4 separate regions of the Mus musculus genome follow, and all the other regions are linked to region 1. A link is a loop called in an ENCODE intact Hi-C map of the cell type or tissue named here. Cell type or tissue: heart. All regions are shown on one strand. Links, peaks and the distances in the headings refer to the core of each region. The heading gives the core; the rest is flanking DNA. Region 1 overlaps Cradd (CASP2 and RIPK1 domain containing adaptor with death domain). Region 2 overlaps Cradd (CASP2 and RIPK1 domain containing adaptor with death domain). Region 3 has its middle 41 kb from the start of Gm29684. Region 4 holds the start of Socs2 (suppressor of cytokine signaling 2).

What was found. Hi-C counts contacts between places; a loop is a spot of excess contacts. Peaks named below come from ENCODE experiments on the same cell type or tissue, not always from the same donor. Only the 100,000 strongest peaks of a DNase experiment are listed, where the experiment ranks them.
Region 2: it touches region 1 in a loop (5-fold over the local background); 14 of 42 quality-filtered maps call a loop at or near these places.
Region 3: it touches region 1 in a loop (2.4-fold over the local background); 13 of 42 quality-filtered maps call a loop at or near these places.
Region 4: a loop joins it to region 1, with 6 times the contacts of the local background. A loop is called at or near these places in 20 of 42 quality-filtered maps.

The regions. Positions count from the first base shown.
Region 1 is chr10:95,316,000-95,321,375 of GRCm38, reverse strand. The region is part of intron 2 of Cradd (CASP2 and RIPK1 domain containing adaptor with death domain); the gene reads left to right. Among named protein-coding and RNA genes, the nearest start is that of Cradd, 5.0 kb to the left of the region's middle. In heart, for the core only: no CTCF peak of the experiment used is centred there; DNase peaks (open chromatin) are centred at 3,115, 3,335 and 4,015; H3K27ac peaks cover 1,413 bases.
Region 2 is chr10:95,261,914-95,267,289 of GRCm38, reverse strand. The region is part of intron 2 of Cradd (CASP2 and RIPK1 domain containing adaptor with death domain); the gene reads left to right. Among named protein-coding and RNA genes, the nearest start is that of Cradd, 59 kb to the left of the region's middle. In heart, for the core only: no CTCF peak of the experiment used is centred there; DNase peaks (open chromatin) are centred at 2,349, 2,649 and 4,739; H3K4me3 peaks cover 1,301 bases; H3K27ac peaks cover 2,234 bases.
Region 3 is chr10:95,101,864-95,107,239 of GRCm38, reverse strand. No RefSeq gene overlaps it. Among named protein-coding and RNA genes, the nearest start is that of Gm29684, 41 kb to the left of the region's middle. In heart, for the core only: a CTCF peak has its summit at 3,205 (motif pointing left); a DNase peak (open chromatin) is centred at 4,059.
Region 4 is chr10:95,413,808-95,419,183 of GRCm38, reverse strand. It overlaps Socs2 (suppressor of cytokine signaling 2), which reads left to right and starts at 2,327. Exons shown (of 3, transcript NM_007706.4): 1 at 2,327-2,566; 2 at 3,993-4,353. The coding sequence starts at 4,215. It overlaps Gm33230 (a long non-coding RNA gene), which reads right to left and starts at 5,082. Exons shown (of 2, transcript XR_380696.3): 1 at 4,992-5,082; 2 at 4,581-4,904. It overlaps 5730420D15Rik (RIKEN cDNA 5730420D15 gene), which reads right to left and starts at 1,809. Exons shown (of 5, transcript NR_045339.1): 1 at 1,505-1,809. In heart, for the core only: CTCF peaks have their summits at 1,095, 3,248, 3,468 (motif pointing left), 4,731 and 1 weaker place; DNase peaks (open chromatin) are centred at 1,093, 2,223, 2,873, 3,593 and 2 weaker places; H3K4me3 peaks cover 4,186 bases; H3K27ac peaks cover 3,472 bases.

The DNA.
Region 1 (5,376 bases), core at 83-5,082:
ATGGGTCTTATATTTTGAATGGTTCTGAGAGCACATATGATAATTATTTTTTTAAAATTAATGACATATATCTGAATATTTGACCAGAATGGGATAGCCAGTTAATTTAGAAAGACCTGGTGAACACTCAGTGGAAAATCTAAAAATATCTTTATTCCTAGGAGCTTGTCCAAATTACATGTCTTTTTGAAACCATGAGAATGCCGGCCTTTGAGGACCTCTAGAATTTTCAGCTTGGGTTGTCCTTAGAAAATTACATATTCCATGTGTCTGAACAAAACCAGGACCAAGTATCCCTGACATTTCTACCACATTATTACAAGCAGAATATATAACATGGAGTTGCGGAGGGAACATCAATGAGTTGTGCCTTTCTGGTATTCACATCGAAGGCTCTCCTGGCCGCACGCAGTTGGAAATGACAAAAGACCCGAATGCTTTTCACTCCCAAAATGTTGAGTTTAACCAGGTGATTATTTTGGGTTATATAAACGTTGTCATGAATTGTCATAGACATGAGACCCTCATTCTCACTTCTTCAGGTTTATTCAGAGAGCAAGAGAGAACTAAGATATCCTGAAGACATTAAAAAGTTAAGGAGAAACGGAGGGGAAAGGCGCTTTTATATCTAGCTGTTTATCTTCTATGTATGAGTGCTGCATCCTGTGTGTCAGTATGGGCACTGCGTGTGCCTGGTGCACATGGAGGTGGGAAGAGAGGGCAGGAGCCTTGGCAGCAGAGCTGTAGATGGTCGTGAGATGCCATGTGAAAGGCAAAGAAACCCAGTACTCTGCAAGCCCAGCCAGTGCTCCTAATGCCGAGCCCACTCCCCAGCCTCAAAGAGCAGCTTTATAATGGAAGCAAAAACCAAAAAAGATTGAACATATCTGTATATATGCTTAGGAAACCAGGTTTTCCCCAAGACTTGTTAACTCTGTTGAAGGGTTAAATGGAAACCTGGCTTGCCTCACAACACAAGTGAGTGTTGTGAATTGTTTGTTTGTTTATTTTATAATTAACTCTACTAGTGAAAAAATTCTGACCTGGGGCTTAGATTTATTGATTTCTTGGTGACATCAACCCATTTTCAAGTATGACTGTAGTTAAATCTTGACTATTTAAACTAATACTGAAAATACAAGTAAGGTAGAGATGAGTGATAGAGTCAACACCTTTCTCATGCTCACTTTAAGAAGAGCAATGCTCCACGCAGGGGTAGTGCTCCCTTTGGCTGGTGCTTACAGATATGGGTGTTTTTGGGTTAGTGCTCCCTTTGGCCGGTGCTTACAGATATGGGTGTTCTCGGGCTAGTGCTCCCTTTGGCTGGTGTTTGGAGATATGCGTGTTCTCGGCTACTGCGGCAGTGCCATGCCTGCCTGTCTGCTGCCAGGTTCCTCGCCATGATGGTGATGGATTCTAACCTTCTAGAACTGTAAGCCAGCCCTCAAGAAACTAATTCTTTATAAGGAAAAACAAAAAGGCGACATTATTTCTAAGTCTTACTAATAAGCCCTGGATTCGAGGTTTGTCAGTCATTCTCTTCTCTCTTCTTCATTGGTAGTTTTCTAGCTCACAGGAGTCTCTTTAAAAGTTATTATTGATTATTGAAAATCTATTATGCCTTAGGGTCTAGTGGTAAATGTGTATATCTATACATTGTATATATTTTATTACATCATATGCCGTATACCATATATTATATATCATGTATTATATATTATGTGTTATTATATTATATATAATAATTATATATATAGTGTTTTAGGGTTAGGGTAGAAGTTATATATTTTAAAGAAGTAGATGCCTAACTGCTTTCTGTCACTTAAGGCCTTAAATATTTATAAGTGTCTAGTTTCATGAAAATATGATTTTGAAATTAGGTTGAGGTTTAGTGAATTGGAAGCTGTGTGAGTGTTGGGTTCTTTTTTTAGGGAGTAGGGGGATGAGCGGAGGCTTAGAACCATGGACCAGCATCAGAGCTGAAATGCCTTCCAACTTAACGTCTCTGGAAAAAAAGCAAACAAACCCAGAGTCCTGTTTCCTGGGACCTCCGTGTCTCTCTAGCACGGTGTCAGAACTGGGTAGGCACACTTGTGCTTCTGAAAAGGCTTTGCAACCCAGGCTCAGGGAAAACCGGGCGTTTGCGAGGCGCGCACACAGTAACCTTTTCTAGATTTCTGCTTATGTTGGTTGTGGTTGTCCCTGGACTGGTTTGGTGCCCTGCGGTCAGGAAGCCTTGAGAAGAAGCGAGGAGTGCCCTTCGCTTAGCCACGCGGCCCATCCTTCCTCAAGAACAAACTAACTTTATTTTTATTACAGTTTTCTGCTTGGCTCCTCTGGCAGGCTCTTGGTTTCCCCCTTGTTTGTGTATTAACTTTGGTGTTTCATTTCTATACTTGGAGCTGCCGAGGATATTTCTGTGTTGTACTAGTTATTTGCTTTTTGTATATACACTGAATGTAAGTGATATAGAGTAAAACTGAGTTGTGTCTCAGTCTCTATTCTTCTAACTTCAAGTCTCAACCAATCCTCAGACAGAAAAGAACAAAAACTACCTGAATTTTCTGATTATATCTCAGAATTTTCTTAGGTCTCCTAATGTCTGTTTTAAAAATCCAAGTATAAAAGTCCGGGATGTTGAGCAGATATTTGGTTTGCGTCTTCCTCACCCCACAAGGACTCTTACCTTTTAAAGGAAGAATTCTGCTGATAAAATGACTTAATCCACCTTGGCACAGCGGAAGGGACACTTGGCAGCGCTTCGCTGCGACCAAGGTCACACACCAGACATTAGATCAGCTGGAAGTCCTCTCTGGGTTCCTGCTGGGTCACTTTAGGAGACAGGACAGCACTGGGTGTGGGGAAGGCAGCCTGTGACCGGTGGCCTGCCTTCCCAGCCTGGTGGGTCTGTCTGAGCCGGGGCTCTCTGTGGTGCCCAAGTTCATCTGGCTGAAGCCCTGGCCTCAGTATCTGATGGGACTCCGCGTCAGGCACAGTAGAGTGGCTCACAGGCCCCAGGACTCTCTGTTCCAGCCTGTTTGCTCTGGCCTGGCTGTCCGGCTGCAGCTCTGCCACGATCCTTTCTTAACAGTCTCCGGGTAGCCTTGCCTTTCACCTTGCCTTCCCTTTGGCTGGGGCTTTGTTTGTCTCTCTTTTACCAACAGGAGTTGTGTCTATGCTCAGCCACAAGCCTCCCGCCCTAGCTAGCATCAGATACTTCCTTCCTTGGCCCGTGCAGTGGCCGCCCTGAGGCTAGCCCTTGTTTCAGCCTTGCCTGAGTTTCAGTGGGTCATCCTGATGGACAGGATGTCCTTGATTGCCTTGCCGTCCTCATGGGTGCAATACACACAGGGCTGGCTTGCCCGTTCCTTCTCTGCTCAGAAGCTCCAGGCCCAGCCTGTCCCTTCTGAGCTGGCCTTGAGTGACCCCGCTGAGCCACATCAGCTGGTCTCGCTCCTCAGAGGTACATTTTGGCTCTGAGGTAAACGCTTGGGCGTATTTGAAGTTACTGAGCTCTCGTGACAGCCGCATTACATATCGCCATCGGTTTTCTGACTTAGGATTCTTCTTAAAGTCTCCTCTAATCAGGCCATTCACCAAAGCCTGCCCCGTGAGATAACCGTTGCGCTGAACTCAGTTTAGCCAGCCTGGGTTCTAGATCCAAGGAGATTGTTCCCTCTGATATCCCCAGCTTGATTATCATATACTTCCCGGGGATTAAGTCAAACCTGAAGGGCCTCAGATACCAGAAGGGATTCCTTCCTTCCTTCTTTCAGATGTGTAGTGGGTGTTGCCCGTGTGTTAGCGGTCGGGTCTGGTACTGGGGCTATAACGGTAAACAGAACCATGGCCATGGGGTTCACTGTGTCTCCTGGAGGAGGAGGATCAAGGGTGAGACCGGCAGACAGCTGATGAATTAATTACCATTGCATGTGTGTGGTGGTGAGAGTGGGCAGGTAAGCCTTAGAAAGCCTCTCTGATGTGTTGGCCTCACTCCTGGGACAGAGTAGCCCGAGTTAGGAAAGAGACTTCCCTCGAAGGGCTAAGTTACCTGCTGTACCCGTGTGTACTCAGTGACTGGGTTACGACCCGTCCGTCGTGCTTTCCATCGCGCATCTGAGACCTTGTGTGGTCCTTCAGATGAATGTAGATCATCTGGGACTCGGAATGAAAGAGTAGTGATGCCCACGACGAGAAGGCACCTCCCCTTCTCTTCCGAAGTAGTCCAGATAAGGATAGAGGCACCAGGCTTCAACCCTTGCAGGCAGTGGGATCCCAGCAGTGTTTAGCTGGGTTGCTGCCCCCCCCACCCCAGCCGCCGTGTGCTTTCCTACCTACAGAAGGAGGCAGAAACAAGGGAGGATTCACTACCAGGGCCGTGTAGCTTTACCTTGAACATTGTCACAGGCTTGGGATTCTTCTCACAAGCTCCTGCGTTTCTACCACCCGGCTGAGCATGCTCTGTTGGAGTGAGTGTTGCTTTCCAAGCTGGTGGTGTCTCCAGGCATTTATGGAAGGACAGGAACTGGTTAAGTTTATCAGTAGCATTATGGAGTTTGTAACTTTTTATCTAAACACCACGTTTGCAGTTATGGCGACCCTCAGCAAGATGCCGCCAGATCCTGGTGTTTGGGAGCTGGGTGGGACCCACACATCATATTCTTTTTCTCTGTGAAAACGGAGGCCTGGGAGATTAAGTCAGCTTGCTCATCATCACATAGCTTGTTGATGTAATTTATTGCTGAGACTGGAATCCTAGCCTACCAGCTCTTGATTTAGGGTCTTTCCTGCCTCACAGTTTTTTTGGCTCCCCACTGGGTCTGAAATGGAATTGTATTATTCTGTGGTGTTAATAGCCAGAGGAGGCTTTTAAACATTTGCACTAATATAGTTTTTTTTTTTATGTTTAAGAGTAAAAACTTCAAGATTTTTTAGTATAGTGGTTTGAGATTGTCTTAAAGTATTTTATTTTTATTAACGCTAATTTTAATCATCTACCTGGGAGTCGTGATAATCCAGGGCTGCATCTTATCAGAGGCTTCCCCCAGCTTCTGCAAGGCTGATGTAAGGCGAGGCAGAAGACTTTTATGAGTATTTATGGGCCTGATGAAATAATGCATCTGCTGGCAGCTAATTGCCACTCTTTCTAGGAACGGCAAGCCATGTGACAGGGCCTGTCCCAGCAGGGATGGCTCCATTTCACTCTCAAATGCATTTAATACTTTTTGGGGTTTTTTTTGAGAAAGTCTGACTGTGTCTTTTTTCCTCCCTCCCATGGCCACAGGGACTTTGGGCTGCATCAGTCACCCGATCGCCTTCAGGTCCTTAACCGTGGCCGTGTGCTGGGATTCCCCGGGGGACTGAGAGGCTGCTGAT
Region 2 (5,376 bases), core at 288-5,287, 54 kb after region 1:
GTTTAAGGAACAAAGCATAAACTAAGACTTCGCTGGGGCTGGGGTGGAGGTGGGGGTGGGGGTGGGGGTGGGGGTGGGGTCTGGCCAAAGAGACTGGCAGCTCGTAGAAGAGAGCTTGTCCTGAGCCAGTTCTGTGTGCATTTACAGCAACCAGCTGTATGCACCAGGACTGGAGTGCCGGCTTCTGGCATCCTCAGCTGCATAGAACTGACTTTTAAAGTAGAAAAAACAAAAACAAAAACAAAAAACCCCAACATCTGCTGAAGGAGACCAGGTGATTTCTAGATATTTAATTTGATGAGTTGGAATTAGATGGTCAAGGGGAAATAACTGCTTTTCAATATCTAAGTGTTTTCTTCCTTGAAAAAAAATTCAGTTAAGTGTGATAAACGCCCAGGAATGAGGCCCCATCCAGCCACAGGAAAGACATTGTGGCTTTTAAGCTGCTGGCACTTTTCTTTGATGTTAATATTCTTTTCTTTTTTTAATTTTGAAGGAGCTTATTAGATGTGTTGCTTTCCCATAGGATTCCATATTGTGGTTTACTTTCAAATTATGAAATATTTTTAAAAGAGTCCGGGTGACCTTTTGCCATCAGTTTTGTTCCTGTGACACATGAGAGCAATATACAGTTTGTTCTTAGCATATAAGACTGTGTCTTAGTGACAGGCATGCTTTTGTGGTGAAAGACCCAACTGGAAAAATGTCACATGTGGTCACTCATAATCATTTGGAAATTCACTTGTCATTAAAGAATACAAAAAAGCAGCCACAGACTAGCATTGCTGGGCTATTTATGATTACTGTAGCAGTTTTGTGTGACTGGGCTCCCTTTCCTAACAGCGAGATACAAAGCAAGCAGCATCTTTGCTCGGAGGGATGTTCCTCTGATAATTTTGTTGTATGAGAGTCTACCTGCTCAAAGCAGTTGGACTTTCGGTTTTAAGCGGCTCTCTGCCTGCCGGCTGCTGTCTGCTGCTTCCAGCTTTGCCTGTGGCCTGCTAGCCAAGTAATCCTTACAACATTTTTCTTTGCTTTCTTATAAACAGTTTAGAGTCCTCCTTGCCTTTCTTGAGGCCTGCGGTAAAGTTGGAAGAGGGGAAGTCCATATGAAACTGTCCTTTGTCTTTTCCTCCATACTCTATGCAGGAGTACCCAGAGCGGCTTCTGGGGAGGTAATTTTGTCCGCCTGAGGGTTTTACAATAGGTTCTGTTGTTCTTATGCGTAGGCAAAGACATGTCTTTTTGTTTAGAGGATTTTGAAATGTGTTCCTCCACCCAGAGCACCCAAGCCCAGGCTAAGCACAGAATCCTTTTATAACTACAGGTTATGATCTGATTCACTAGAAACAAGGGCCGGTGTTAAAAACAGAGCCTAAGGATCTTGAGCCCCTCTGTAAGGATTACCAAAAGAAACCAGTGAAATGTATCAAGGAAGGAAGCTACAGTCAAAACTGTATTTCTTCTTTAAAATTCTTAAGGCTCATAGGAAGCTTTGCATCTGATTCTCAGCTACCAAAAATAATTTGTGTGTGGAAGATGCCTCAGAAATGGAATATACTTAGGCGCCCACGGCTGACTGCTTTTCAGATGTGTGGTTATCAGTTGTAGCTTGAATTTAGAGAGTACGAGATGATGCAGACAGGGTTCCTGGGGGGTTAGTTTGTTACTTTCTGAGATAGTTATTTTCTGAGATTCTGATGAGAAGCCTGACAGAATGCCTTCAACCTCTGTGACTCCCAGGAAATGCTGTTAGCTTTATTCTGGTTTCATAGTTTTGGTCAAGGTAGATTCCAGAATAAAACAGACATTTTCTTCTTAGTAAAAAGGGGACGAGGCATCCTATTCCTAGGCTCGGAACTAAGGCAAGTCTTGCGCTTACCCTACTCTGTTGCATTCTCGGGTTATCAGATTTGCAAGTCGGAGTTGGGGAAAGTTTCTATCGGGACTCAAGCAACTCAGCCTCCAGTCCTTGCTAATACCAACAACCCGAAGGCAGTTTTCTACCACCTGGGAAAGAAAAAAAAATCTTTCTAAAAGATGGCACACGGCTTGCTTTCCTGTGCACTTTCAGCAGGTCTAGAGCTGCATCTGGCCGAGTCGGGTAATCCAATCTATTTTAACGCAAAGATTTTCCGAGAAGGCAGGAAACCAGCAAGGGGGAAGGCTTTCAGGCATCTGCTGTTTCGTTTCCAGATCCCTTGTGTTAATTTAATGTTTCTAGGGAACCCGGGGTTTTTTCTCGGAATCTCTTCTCTAGGAACTGGTGTGTGCCGCGATAAGGCTAAGACTAAGGGGGCTGCAGCCGGAGGCAGCGTCCCCGCTCCAGGGTGCAGACTTTCCCCGCCGCCACCGCCACCGCCACTGCCACCGCGAGGGTGACAGCACCCTTCGAAGAGTGAGTGTTTGCCTGTGTGCAATTAGGAAAGGCAACCCCGTGAAGCGATCGACATGCCCTCACCCCATCAAAACCAGGGCAACTCGACTCTGTTGAGGAAACAAACTCCATTCCATCCCAAGCCGGAGTGAAACGTGAGCTTTGCACAAACACTGGCACTGCTTCGGGAATACCGGGAAACTCGCCTTTCTTCCAGCGGCCTCCGCAGAGCTTTGCCCAGACAGCAGTACTAGCTTGCTGGGGGTTTTAGTGTGTGAGATGAGTTTTGGTTCCGTGCTTGCAGCCAGGTGTTAGCACTGGTGTGTGTTGGGCCCTATCAGCCCTATGACCAACAGCCGGCCTGGCCTCTCCAGCGTCTCCTCTCCCGCCATGGACCTGAAGCCTCACTCAAACCTCGCTTCTGCAAAGGCGTCCTGTAGACAAAAGCCTGCCCTTAAAAATTTTAAAGACTGTATGCTATTCCTGTTTAGACTCACGCAATGGGGATAATCCATGCTGCCCTGAAAATAGGGTTGAGAACTAAGATGGAGTGAGTTCACGTGGCCCTTTAATAGTAGAAACAGAACCGGAACTCCGATAAACCCAGCATTCTGTTACTGAGTTACAGAACTATTCTACAGAATCCTAGAGGTGGACCAGAGTGTTGTCCTCTTGTCATCCCCCCCCCCCCTATGACATTCTAGCAATCTGGCTGTTTCTGATTGCTGTGGTTGTGATTGCACACAATTCCATCGCTGGAAAACTCTAATGATTGCACTGTTGTTTCGAACACTAACTGGAATTCTCTGAGAAACTGTTCTTTAAACAATGAAAGGCTAAAATTACTCTTTTCCGCATATTTTTAATTGGTGTGGATGTATTTGAAAATCATGATAAAAATGAGCTTTCTATTGTGTTCACATTTAGGTTCCAGTCCAGGCTGTGTGTGCTATGAATTATTGGGAACAATCTTTGGTTTCTAGGTAGTGCTTTGAGGTTATGTAATGAAATGTTATATTGTAATATTTTAACATTTTAAATGATTTGACACTTAATATTTATTATTTTTTTTTATGTGCTTTGGTATTTGACCTGCATGTATGTCTGTGTGAAGGTGTCAGATCCCCTGGAATTGGAGTTATAGATACTTGTTAACTGCTATATGGATGCTGGGAATTGAACCTGTTTCCTCTGAAAAAACAGCCAGTGCTTTTAACAATGGAGCCATCTCTCCAGCTCTCCTCCTCCTATTATTATTATTATTATTATTATTATTACTATTACTAATGTGTGCTCCAGAGGACAACTTCTGAACAGTTGCTACCTTCTTTGATACAGGGTCTCTCATTGGCCTGGTGCTCATGGATTAGGCTAGCAAGCGCCAGGATACCTTGTCTCTGTCTCCCAGGAACGGCATTCCAAGCCTAGGCCACTGTCCTGACATTTTGTGTGGTTCTGAAGATCTGTTTCAGGGCTTCATGCTTATAAGCAGCAGTTCCCAACGTGTGGGTCCAGATCTCTTTGGGAGCCGAAAGGGCCTTTCACAGGGGTCACAGGTCAGATACCCTGAATGTTGCATATTTATATTACAATTCATAGCAGCTGCAAAACTACAGCTATGAAGTAGCAATGAAATAATCTTACAGTTGGGGGGAGGTCACCACAGCATGAGGAACTGTCTGAAAGGGTCGCAGCATTAGGGAGGTTGCGAGCCACTGTTTATAAGGCAAGCTCTCTATTGAGAGAGCAATCTTCCTGGTCATATCTTGATCTTTATAGTATCCAAAAAAAAATTATTTTTCTGTGTAACTGAGTTAAGTTGGAATCACTAAGTAAAGATAAGTGAGTTTAAGAAAGTCTTAAACTGTTTTCTTTACCCTCTGTATTAGTTTTCTATCTTGCATAACAAGTTCCCTCCCAGGTTACTTACTGGCTTTTAGCAATACACACTCTCTTCCACCTCTTGCTGTGAGGTAGAAATTGGGGCGGGAGGATGGCTCCTACGCTGTCTCTGCCCAGGGCTGGGGCGGGAGGATGGCTCCTACGCTGTCTCTACCCAGGGCTGGGGCAGGAGGATGGCTCCTACGCTGTCTCTGCCCAGGGCTGGGGCGGGAGGATGGCTCCTACGCTGTCTCTGCCCAGGGCTGGGGCGCGAGGATGGCTCCTACGCTGTCTCTGCCCAGGGCCTCAGAAGGCAGAGGCAGCGGCAGGCCTGGACTCTTTTATCACTAGGACTTAATCCAGTTTGTTGGTTGAACTTAGTTCCAGGAGGATGTTGGGGTGGGGGTGGGGCACCCCATGTTGTCTTTAGCTGCGGTGGGGTTCTTCTGAGGTCTGCTTCCTTTCATCTGCACAGCCAGCAATAGCACTCGGGAGGAGCCCGGATCCTGGCCTCTCTTTCCGGCTTCCCTTCCCGCAGAGCTCACCGGTGTCTTTAGTCAGCTGACTTACAGTAACCTTAATTACACCTGAGTGGTAGCAAGTATTGTCCCTAAGAGTTAAAGGCTTGAGTGACAGGGCTTTTGAAGTAGAAATGGTTTGAAGTTTGGGTATCAAACCCCTCTAGACACAGTTTTTCGATGGTGGCAACAGACAGAATTAATTCATCCTTTAAAGTGACTTTTAAACATCTTAAGAATTAACTTTTTTTTTTTTTTTGTAAGATAAAATTTAAAACCCTGGTGACATCAGATATTACCCATTAGTCATCTTTTTGAGTTTATGTAACAATAAATATTTTCCATAATTGTTGCCTCCTTCCCCTACCCCCATGAGACAGGGCCTTACCATGTAGCACAGGCTGTCCTGGAATTCCAGAGCCTTCCAGAATGCTCCCTGAGTGTCACCATACCTAGCTTAGTGTTTCTTAAAACTCAACCTCTGCTTTGTAAAATCTTCTCCAGTCTTTGGTTTTTGATATTATAATGGACGTTTACAGTACCTAAACACACACATAATAATACTTGTGAGTGCTTTTCATGTAAACTCTGATTTCAGCC
Region 3 (5,376 bases), core at 310-5,309, 210 kb after region 1:
AAATTATGAAGATAGTTGGCTAATCATGTTTGAAATGTATCTTGTTGAGATCATCAGCTGGATGGCCGTGATGATGGGTGACTATGGAGTAAAGGGCGGTTACTCTCAGGGTTCGCCTCTTTATTGCTCTAAGTGCTAGGCATAGCAGGATTCCTTTAGAGCTTATCATGTTTCAGGACTGTACATGGGGAAAAGGACCTCTCCTCTTAATCATCACCAATGTCATTTTCTTTCTCTCTCTCTCTCTCTCTCTTTCTTTCTTTCTTTCTTTCTTTCTTTCAAAATGTATTTATTTCATTTCTATGAGTACACTGTATCTGTCTTTCAACACACCAGAAGAGGGCATCAGATCCCATTACAGATGGTTGTGAGCCACCATGTGGTTGCTGGGAATTGAACTCAGGACCTCTGGAAGAGCATTCAGCCCATTCTCCTAACTGCCAAGCCATCTCTCCAGCCCACCAATGTCGTTTTCAAGCGCTACCAAGGGAGTTTTGCTTAGGCAAATGTAGTTAAAGTGATTCCTTTACCTGTCTAAAGGTGATCAGAGCTATGTAGGTAAATGGCCGGCCTCCCAAAGGTAAATGGCCACAGCAGAAGACAAAACAAGCCTCACTTGACTATTTGCTTGGAGGAGAGCATCCAAAGAGGATTGGAAATTCAGTTCCCAAGCTCTGTAAAAGAAAGTCTCACAGACATTCATCAATAGGCAATAGTAAGGAAGGAGACGATACACGAGTGTCACAGTGAGCCCCATGGACAGCTTCATTATTGAAGAAAATTTGCATTGGGCACGTAGCAAATAGAGGCACAAAGACACCAACACATAAGAGAATGCAGTGGTTTTATAGGCAGGGAAAGAGAAGATCCCAATTCAAAAATGCTGAGGTTGCCTGGAATCTTCAGGATTGGATCCCTGAAAGGAAGAAGACGCCAAATTATGAGTTGAGGTCTCCTTGAGTAACTGGCTGGGACCTAAAATACATATGTTAGGGCAAGATGCCCAGAGATCTCACGTGGTGACTGCTGGAGTGAGATGAACCATGAGTCTAGAAACATTTCAGTTCTGACAGAACACAAAGATCTTACCTAAAACAAACAAATAAAACCTCAATGCATGGCAATGAGCAGAGATTCTATAGGACTAAATGTGAGGAGTTAGCAGTGCCTGCGTCCAGATACAAACGTTTATCTAGCACCCTGTCATAACTATGTTAATTATTCATTATTGTTACATTATTGAACAACAATTCATTATTGTTGTTGTTGTTGAGTAGTATATATACTACTGTGTGTGTATGTGTGTATATATATATGGACATATATATATATATATAGTATATATACTACTATATATACTACTGTAGAAAGTGCTCATCAATATCTCTTATACATGAATGAATGAATGAATGAATGAATAAGCTAAATGATTTTGTACATTAGGAAATTAAAGTCAAAACCACTGTGTTTTGCATTCTGCAGAATGGATACACAAAGTTGGCCTTAAGTAATAGCTCCCTTCCAGAGACCGTAAACATGGAATCTCCTAGAGATTGAAAACTATTATTCTACATGTAATTATAAACCAAATGGCATTTAATTTATCTTTCTTCCTGGCTGGGGTGCTACACATTATAAAAATTTCCAGAAAAGGAATGGCGGGCAGGAGCAAAGTTTCCTTTGATGTCGTAATGGCTGATGTTGACTGTCAACTTGAGGGGATGCGGAGTAACCACAGGAACACCTGCCTCATCTGTGTACATTCCTGTGTGCAACAACCGCAGGAATAGCTGCTAGGTCTGTCTGTGTGGAAGCATCTAGATGGAGTTAATTGGAGTAAGAAGAACCACCCTAAACTTGGATGGCACCACTCCAGAGCTAAGGGTCCTGAATTGAGTAAGAAAGGGAGAGTGTCTCCACTGGGCTGTGGACCTGGCTTGGTGGCTAAGAAGACATACTGCTCTTGTAGGTCCTAAAATTAGAATTGGGCTGCTCACAACCACCTGTGAGTCCAGCTGCAAGGAATCCAAATCCTCTGATCCCTCTCCCCCTCCCCCTCCCTCTCCCTCCTTCTTCCCCCTCCCCTCTCTCTCTCATACACACACATAAACACGGTGGGGGGGGGGGTTCTCAATTAAAAGTAAAATCCTTTTTAAAAAGAGGAGAGACTAAAGTTTCTACTCTCTGATTTTAGATGCAGTGTGACCAGCTGACACAAAGCTCCTACTTAAACAGTGAGCCAGAATCAACTTTTTCTTCCTTTGGTCGTTGGCTTTCATCTGGCATTCTAGCCCAGCAACAATCAAAGGAATTAATGCAAATATTACCTTTCAAATGTTTGAGATCTACTTCTCAACCCTGCCTTCCCAGAAGTCAATGGCCCACAGGAGTGAGTCTGTCTTCTTGTGGGGAATAAGAAAGGGAAGCTGGCCCTTCAGAGTTTGTGCCTTTGTATGCACCTGTAATGTTGCAAAAGTAATCACCGTTGCTTAAAAGACCTCCACTGTTTGCTAAGTACTATGGTAAGTTCTTGGCTTTCAATTCATTTACTCCTCACTGCAGCCTTTAAAGTACCCTGATATTCCTCTCTCTCATGGGATGGAAAACCTGGGATCAGGGTTAAGTTACTTGCTTATGAGTCACATACTGAACATGATTCAAGCAGGACTCTACCCTAAACCTCTCCTCTGGGACTCTTCAACCCATGGGCCTCATGAGAGCATTTCTTTTCTGACATATAAGGCAATTGCTTCTCATTTTAAATTTCTTGAAAGTACTCTATGTCTTGGATAACTTTAGTTTTTTGCTTTCTTTTAAATTTTATTTAATTTTTATGTTATACAAAATGAAAAAAAATAGGGGGTTGGAGAGATGGCTCATGAATTGAGACCACTTATTACTTTTCTAGAAGATCTGAGTCTGGTTCCCAGCACCCAAGTCAGGGCAGCTCACAACTGCTTATGACTCCAGCTCCAAAGGATCTGACATCTCTGTCCTCCTCAGGCATCCAAATTCATGTCCATATGCCTACATGTACATACATCACACAATCTAAAATAATAAAAACATATTCTTAAGAGTAAATGATTAAATCCACCCCATCCCCCCAATATTTCCTCTCAATTTGCTTTTTTTTTTTCAACCACCAAATCTACTGTGTTTTATGTCTTCTGTGTTTTATGAGCATGAGTGTGGGGCCATCTACTGGAGCATGGATAGTTGCTCAGAGGCCACATCTCTGAAGCAAACTGACTCTCCTGCCTCCAGCAGTCATGGATTCCCATAGCTCCTCACCTAAGGGTGGAATTTGGTGACTTTCTCCACCATTTGTACTGTGATCTTGTCTGGCTTGATTTGAATGGGTCTCATGCATGCATGCTGTCATAGCTGCTGGGAGCCCATGTGCATAACTGACCTCTCCTGTTTCCCAAATTCTGTTTCACTGCAGTCACCAACTGTCTCTGGCTCTTACAGTCTCTCCACCCAACCCTTCCTCAATGATCCCTGAGCCTCATGGAGAGGGGAGCAGTATTAATATCTTGTTTAGGCTTGATGACTTTAATCATGCATATTTTTATTAATACCACTAAGGGCTTTCTCCCTTTTGAAACACGGTCCTTCTGCCATGAAATTGAGAAGAGTGAGTCTGCATAATAGTTTTACTGGAGGCCTTGCAAATTGTGGGATTTGGGTAGGATGCAGAACTTAAGACCCACATTACTGTAGACTACATGATGTCATAAACTGGAAGACATAAACTCATACATTTATAGATTAAGCCTGCTGTCTACACTTACATACCTTCTCATGGTTTTCTCCCTCAATTTGGGACCTTAAAAATTCACAACTCGTAGTGAGCATCCATCATCAGTAGATGACCTAAAGAATGCTCAAAATGCTACTTCTGCCTCCGTTTCCGGGGGTAGGGCGAGGTAATTTTACCTTTCTGAGTTTCCCCAGCCTCTTGGGTGGTGCATCCTGAGGCTCCAGATGTCTTTCTTGGCTTCAAGGACGTTTGGTCTTCACTATCAACCCATCCCCCAAATTATATAAACCTGAACCATGCTGGCTGACCTCTTGATATCACAGCTCAACCACAGCTGGAGACTACAAAACATTTTGCAGTTACTCTTACTAGTGGATTACATAATAGACACATCCTATCTCAGCTACTTGAATGGGGAATAGAGTCCTTCCTTGTTCTGGCTGTTGGCACTGCTTTTTTGCTGTAATCTTTTGATTTTTTGATAGAGATATGCTGGCAGTCAGTATGTTCATATTTTTCCAATGGAAGTCAAGTGTGATCATTTAGTGCTCCTCAAATATGGGTTGTTCTGTACTCAGCTGGAATTGCCATAAGAGTTTATTTAACTTCTGCAGAATTCAGATATTGTTCAACTCTAGCCACAGCCAAGGTTCTGGCTTTCACTTTAGTTACTCTCTGACTGTCCCCTTTGGAGACCCCTGGCTGCCCTTCCCATTCATCTATAAAGATTGACTGCCAAAACTCTGTGGCATTTTAGGGATTCTTTTTTCAATTTCTCTAAGCTTATTGTTAATCTATTATGTGGTCCATCTCATTGACCCTCTTTAACCCGATGATGGTCGTTTCTAAAGCTGTGTCTTACTGGAAGCTTTTAGGGCTTCTCATTTGATAGAGAAGTTTCAGGCTTGGTACTGTAGTCTTTCCCTCATAAATCCCCCTGATCTATTTCCCTTTGTCTCAATGACCTTCTCAGCTGACATCACCTTTGGGCTGGTTGCCTTGAGAAACGGGAGAGATTGGGTATGACAGCACTAAGCAAGCATCCTTAAGGCATGGCGAGTTCTAAAGTAACCGAATCTCAAGGCTGGGTGGGTACCTGGATATTGGTTAGTCCTAGATCCCTCCCCACACAAGAATTTGTTCTTGAATATTCACAGTCCCTCTCCTCTGCTAGAATCCTTCCAAGCAGAGATCATTAGTTGGCTGAGCCAACTGTTCTCTTGTTTCAAGTTCTAATTGCTAGAGTTATTCAATTGAACTCTGCTTTCTTCCCATTAGTTCTAGGTGTGCTGTTGGGAGCAATACAAGTTAAGGGTTGATTTCTTAGAAGACCATACTAACTGCTCTTGTATGTTGGGGTCTCTACTGACTGACTTATACTTAGTCGGGGTTCTTGTAGTTGTAAGTAATAGGAAGCAACTCTGGCTAACTATCTCAGCTTTCTTTGTCCAAATAAGAACTACTCCAAAACTTGGTGCCTCAAAGAAATGCTCATTGCCTCACAGATGGTCTGGGCCAGAAATCCAGAAGCAACTTACTAGGTGATTCTGGGCCAGGGTGTCTCATAAGGTTTCAGCCAAAAATGTCCTGCTACAGTCATCTGAAGCATT
Region 4 (5,376 bases), core at 377-5,376, 98 kb before region 1:
AATGAGGGGCTTGGGGATTTAGCTCAGTGCTAGAGCGCTTGCCTAGCAAGTGCAAGACCCTAGGTTCGGTCCTCAGCTCTGAAAAATCAAAACAAAACAAAACAAAGTAGCAATGATAATAATTTTATGGTTGAGGGGTCACCATGATATGAGGAACTGTATTAAACGGTCGCTGCATTAGGGAGGATGAGGACCACTGTGGGGCTCAGCTGAAGGAAGTGAGTTGCTGGTGTAGGGCACCGGAGTGCTAGATGTAAACCGGTTTCCTGTCTCCCTTCTAAGGCTGACTGCACCACTAATTCCTGCCTCCCGTGGAGGGTGCTTTCCAGGCTCCAAGCCTTCCTGCCATGTTGGAATGTGTCCTGTGAACCATGAACCGAGATCAATCTTTCCTCCCTTCCATCACCTCTGCCAGGTGGTTTGGTCATAGTACTCAGTAGAGTAAGGAGGCTGGAAGATTTACTACACCTGACAAAGAAAAATTAATCTGTATGATCTCAAAAAAAAAAAAAAAAAAAACACCACCACCAACAACAAAAAAACCAACAAAAAACCAAAACCCTTTAGGAGTGCAGAAGCACAGGCACACACTTCCACTTCCTCTGAGGTTTTCTACCAAGAAAGGATCAACCATTCATAAAACGTTGGTCTTAGTTATCCCTGCACATTGTAGAGGCTTAAAAAGTTTAACTTGGGCCTCCAACTCACTACACAGAACTCCAGAGGGATCCGCCTGTCCGTTCATGCTAACCTTTCACCGACATCTTGTTTTTAAGTTTACAGAAAACGTTAGGGACCTAAAGAAGGTAAGCATCCTGCTAAGTTACTCCCTGGCTTTACACAGGCTTTCTAAAACTTGAGTAAGAGGCATCCTTCCCATCAAAGATTCCAGGAAAACAGCCTCCCCCCTCCGCGGCCACACATACGAATCTATCGCTGACAAAGCCCCTGTAAGCTGGCTTATGTCCTCCCCTCGCGTTCACCATTCTGTAAGTGCATAGAATTATTTAAGAGGAAAAAAATTACTGTGGATAAAAATTGGTTCGGGGCCTTGGAATTGGCCGGTCGTGTTGTGTTTCCTTCCAGGGCCGGCAGGCGGGGCACCAGGCAAGGCTTGGAAGCCGCGCCTCTCTCAACCTCTCCTGGCCACCCTTGCCCAACTTCCCCATAGACACAGCTTCAACTAAAAGTGGCCATTGACCTTTCAAGCTTTTGAGCAGTGGGGCAACAGAACAGTATTTCAAAGAAAAATGGTTATCGAAATTTCGAATCCGGTTTTCCCATGAGTGTTTTTTTTTTGTTTTTGTTTTTCTGTTAAAAAAAAAAAAAGTAGGTCACATTCAAAGTGGGTCACGTTTCAGGAGCCGGCGTGCCTGGATGCCGGCGCGGAGGCTAGGTGGCCTCTTACAGAGTGGGAGGTGAGGGTCCCAATAGGAAAGAAGTACTGGGATCAATACGAACTCCGGGTCCCTGGCTTTGCAAGGATTCACAGAGACAAACGCACCAGGCCTGTGACCCCGCACCCCACCCGGGCACAGGTAAGGGCACCTCCTCTGTAGGGTGGCCAGGGTGGGTCTCCCGAAGGGCAAGCAGGAGTTGAGCTGAGGAGGAAAGGAGAAGCTGGGCAAGGCTGATGCAGGGGACTACCAGTTGGAGCTCCAGGGGGGAGGGATTGAGGGCAGTCTGCGCAGCTTTAAGGAGGCGCTCAGCTCGTCTCTTTCCTGGCCTTCTAGGATGCTGGCGGAGGGGACAGTCTCTGGTTCGCTTCCCGAGGTGCCCGGGAGTGGTAGTCGACCTGGGCAGTGGCGTGCTAGCTCTAGCTCTGTGTGTGTCTTAGAGAGGGAGGGACGGACATCTGAGCCCCGCCCCCTTCCCGCACGCTGGTCCTGCATCCCACATGGAGGAGAGGAGGGTCGCGTCTGGCAGGCGCACAGCGGGGTGGATGGCTGGCCTAAAGGTTCCCTCCTACGTGGAGGGCTGGGGAGAAGAGGGGCTGCTATTCGCGGGACCGAGGTGCTCAGCTGTTGCAGACACAGGGGCAGGTACTGGTGGCTTAATAGGCATTGGCTGGGGACTTCTCCTTGTTCCCGAGCACCCCGAGGTGCAGGGTCAGAGGAGGGCGGAGTCGCAGGCTTCCACCCCGCAGCCACCAGCACCAGCACCCGCACCGGCTCTCTCCACCCGGCTCCCTTGAAGCCTGCGCATTAGCGGCCGGGGCCTCTTTAAAGCGCTGGCGGGGGCTGCGGTCACGTGAGGCGGATTCCTGGAAAGTTCCTGGAAAGCGGCCTCCGCCGCGGCCGGGCGGGGCGCGAGGGGCGGGAGGCGGGGAGCGAGGGAGGCGCGTCGGGCTGGGAAGTCGCGCGCACACTCGGCTCCGGGGACAGACGGTTAACTCTTGCCAAGTCTCGCCGCCTCTGCGGCTCCCGGGCCTTGGGCTTCCCCCCTGAAGCATGAGCCTTTCCTCCCGCAGCCGCCAACGCTGCGCGGGTCTCGGACAGTGCGCGCCGGGACTCCAGGCGCGCGCCCTCAAGATCCCTTGTGCCCGGAGCCCGGAAGCTTGCGGCAGGTACCGCTCGCGAAGCCCGAAGGTTCCGCCCGGGGGGACAGTGGCCGGGAGGGCGGCGGGGTGCGAGCACGGGGGCGGCGGCGGACCGCCTGGGCGTCCGCAGTTTAGGGCGCCCCGGGAGAGTTCAAGTCGGGGCTCTGCCCCATCCGGACTCAACTGCCTCCTCTCTCCCGGGTTCCTTCTCGGTCTCGGGAAATTTTCCGAGCACCCCCACCCCCCAACAACTGCTACCCAAATTTATAATCCTAATAACCTGATCTCCCGCTCCTCCCCGCCAGCCTCCGCCCTTGCTCCCCCACCCCACCCCTTCTCTTTCTCCCATCTCCTCCGCTTCAACTGGAGGGAAACCCGGCACTGGCGAGCAGGGGTGTCAGCCTGGGGCGGAGAGGGGGGGGGGAAGCTAGGCGACGATCCCTGGGATTTTTGTCTGCCTTTGGCGCAGAAAAACTCGGTTGCTTTTACTGAGCGCAGAGCCGATTGCATCCCCAGGCATCTCCTTCCACAAATAAACGTCACCCGGGGAACTCAGACGGACACCCCTCCTTGCCCCCTGGCTCCCCCGCCCCTTGTCCGCTGGGGAGGCTGCCTAGTGCGGAGGCGGCAGTCGCGGCGGTGGAGGTAAGACCTCAGTCCCAGTTGATGGCATGGCCCGCTGCGCTCGCTGTTGCGGGCTCAGCCCCGGCCTCATTTGGAGCTCCGGCGGGGGCTGCACGCTCCGGCCGATTCCTCGACAGCGCCCGCGGCGGCAGCCGCAGGAGCCGCGGTCCGCGTTTTGGAGCGACCGCCGCTGAGCCCCCCATCCTCGTCTGGAGCGTGCTCCAGGAAGCGGCAGGAGTGGGGGTGAGGCCGCCTCCGAGGCAGGGATGCAGCGGCTGGCGCGCCGCTAGCGCACCGCAGCACCCTCGGCTGGCGACCCAGGAGCCCTGCGGCGCTTTAGGGCGTGGAACCAGGTTTTGCCGGATGCATCCTCCCAAGGGCCCTGGGGCTGCTCGAAATGTAAGATGGAAATGCCAAGTGCAGAGAACTGCCCGGTTCTTTGTGTAATGTTTTCCCCCCCACCCCCACCCCCCACTTGCCCATGACAAAGGCCTATCCATCCGGACCCGCAGGTGACTGTTTCCTGGGCTGCCTGTGTGTAATTCCAGCACACAGTTCTTCGGCGGGAAAACACCTTGTTTACTCTCATCCTGTCTCCCTCCTCACCCCTCTACTCCGGCCAACTTTAGTGTCTTGGATCTCTGCCCTTTTTACCCGTCTTTCCCCAGAGTTGGGCAGGGCGTTAGCTGGATGCTCGGGGTTAAATGGTACAGAACACGCAGGCGGAGGAGTCCCTGGGATTTTCCACGTGTCTGTTTACCCACCCCCACCTCGGCCGTAGGGGTTCAGCCCAGACTGACCCAATCTCTGTTCCATTGTTTCTTCACAGGCGATCTGTGGGTGACAGTGTCTGCGAGAGACTTTGCCACACCATTCTGCCGGAATTTGGAGAAAAAGAACCAGCCGCTTCCAGTCCCCTCCCCCTCCGCCACCATTTCGGACACCCTGCACACTCTCGTTTTGGGGTACCCTGTGACTTCCAGGCAGCACGCGAGGTCCACTGGCCCCAGCTCGGGCGACCAGCTGTCTGGGACGTGTTGACTCATCTCCCATGACCCTGCGGTGCCTGGAGCCCTCCGGGAATGGAGCGGACAGGACGCGGAGCCAGTGGGGGACCGCGGGGTTGCCGGAGGAACAGTCCCCCGAGGCGGCGCGTCTGGCGAAAGCCCTGCGCGAGCTCAGTCAAACAGGTAGGGAGCTGGCGGCTGGCGAGGAGTGCGAAACGGGGCGTCCCCATCCCCACCCTACCCAAGGCGGTGGCGGAGAGCGCGGCTGGGACGCGGGCCCAGGTTGGGGGCACTGAAAGCGATGGAACTACTACTCCTCGCGTCCGGTCTCCGCTCGGGGAACCGCAGAGAGGGATGCCCGGATCTTAGGTGACCACAAAAGCAAAGTGGAGGGACGCTGAGGCTTGGGCAAGGGCCGGGAGCGAGCTGGGCTCATTTTGGAAATGTTCCCCCAGCACCTTGGAGCCTAGGCTGCTTTCAGCCGGAGCTCCCGCTCGCTCCGGCGTGGGAGAAAAGCGGCCAGCGCCTCTCTTAACTGGCCCGGTGCGCGGGCGGCCAGTGGGCTGTGCTGCCTCCTGTCTGGGCTGTGAGCGCTCCCGAGAGCACAGCCGCCTCTGCCGCAGCCCGGGTTGATGGCAGCCAAGTTCAGACTGTATGAATCGCAGCTGCTGGGGGTGGGGGGTAGCCTGGGCCGAGTGCAGCCTGCTCCCCGCAATGCGGAAAGCACCCTACATCTGAAAGCAAAGAAGAGAAATTTATATTTTCTCCCAATAGCTCGAAAACAATTTGAGTCTTAAAAAATCTGGCTTCTGAAAACTTACCTTTGAGGCAAGACAACTTTTGTAGCAGTAGATCTTGGGAGAGGAGAAAAAGTTCCAGTCTTTCCTTTCGGCCCTGGGCTTTCCTTGGGAAAGTTTCCCGGTAATATTTTTTTGTTGCGGGGGGGGGGGGTGGCGAGAGGGGAGCTGTCGGCTGAAACGGAGGGGGGCACATTGTTCAAAGTTATTAAACGAAGTATCTTGAGTTACTTTTGTAAGTGAGGTTTAGAATCTGGTCAAGATGAATCAAATGGAGATTTCAGAGAGCAGGGGTTATTTTGATCCAGGGCAAAGTCCAAAAGAGTATAGTGAAGACTGTAAACTGTTTCTGCTCTTCCTGGGAAACTGAGCTAGTTGTAATCAAAGCAGTCAACAGGAGTGCCTCCTA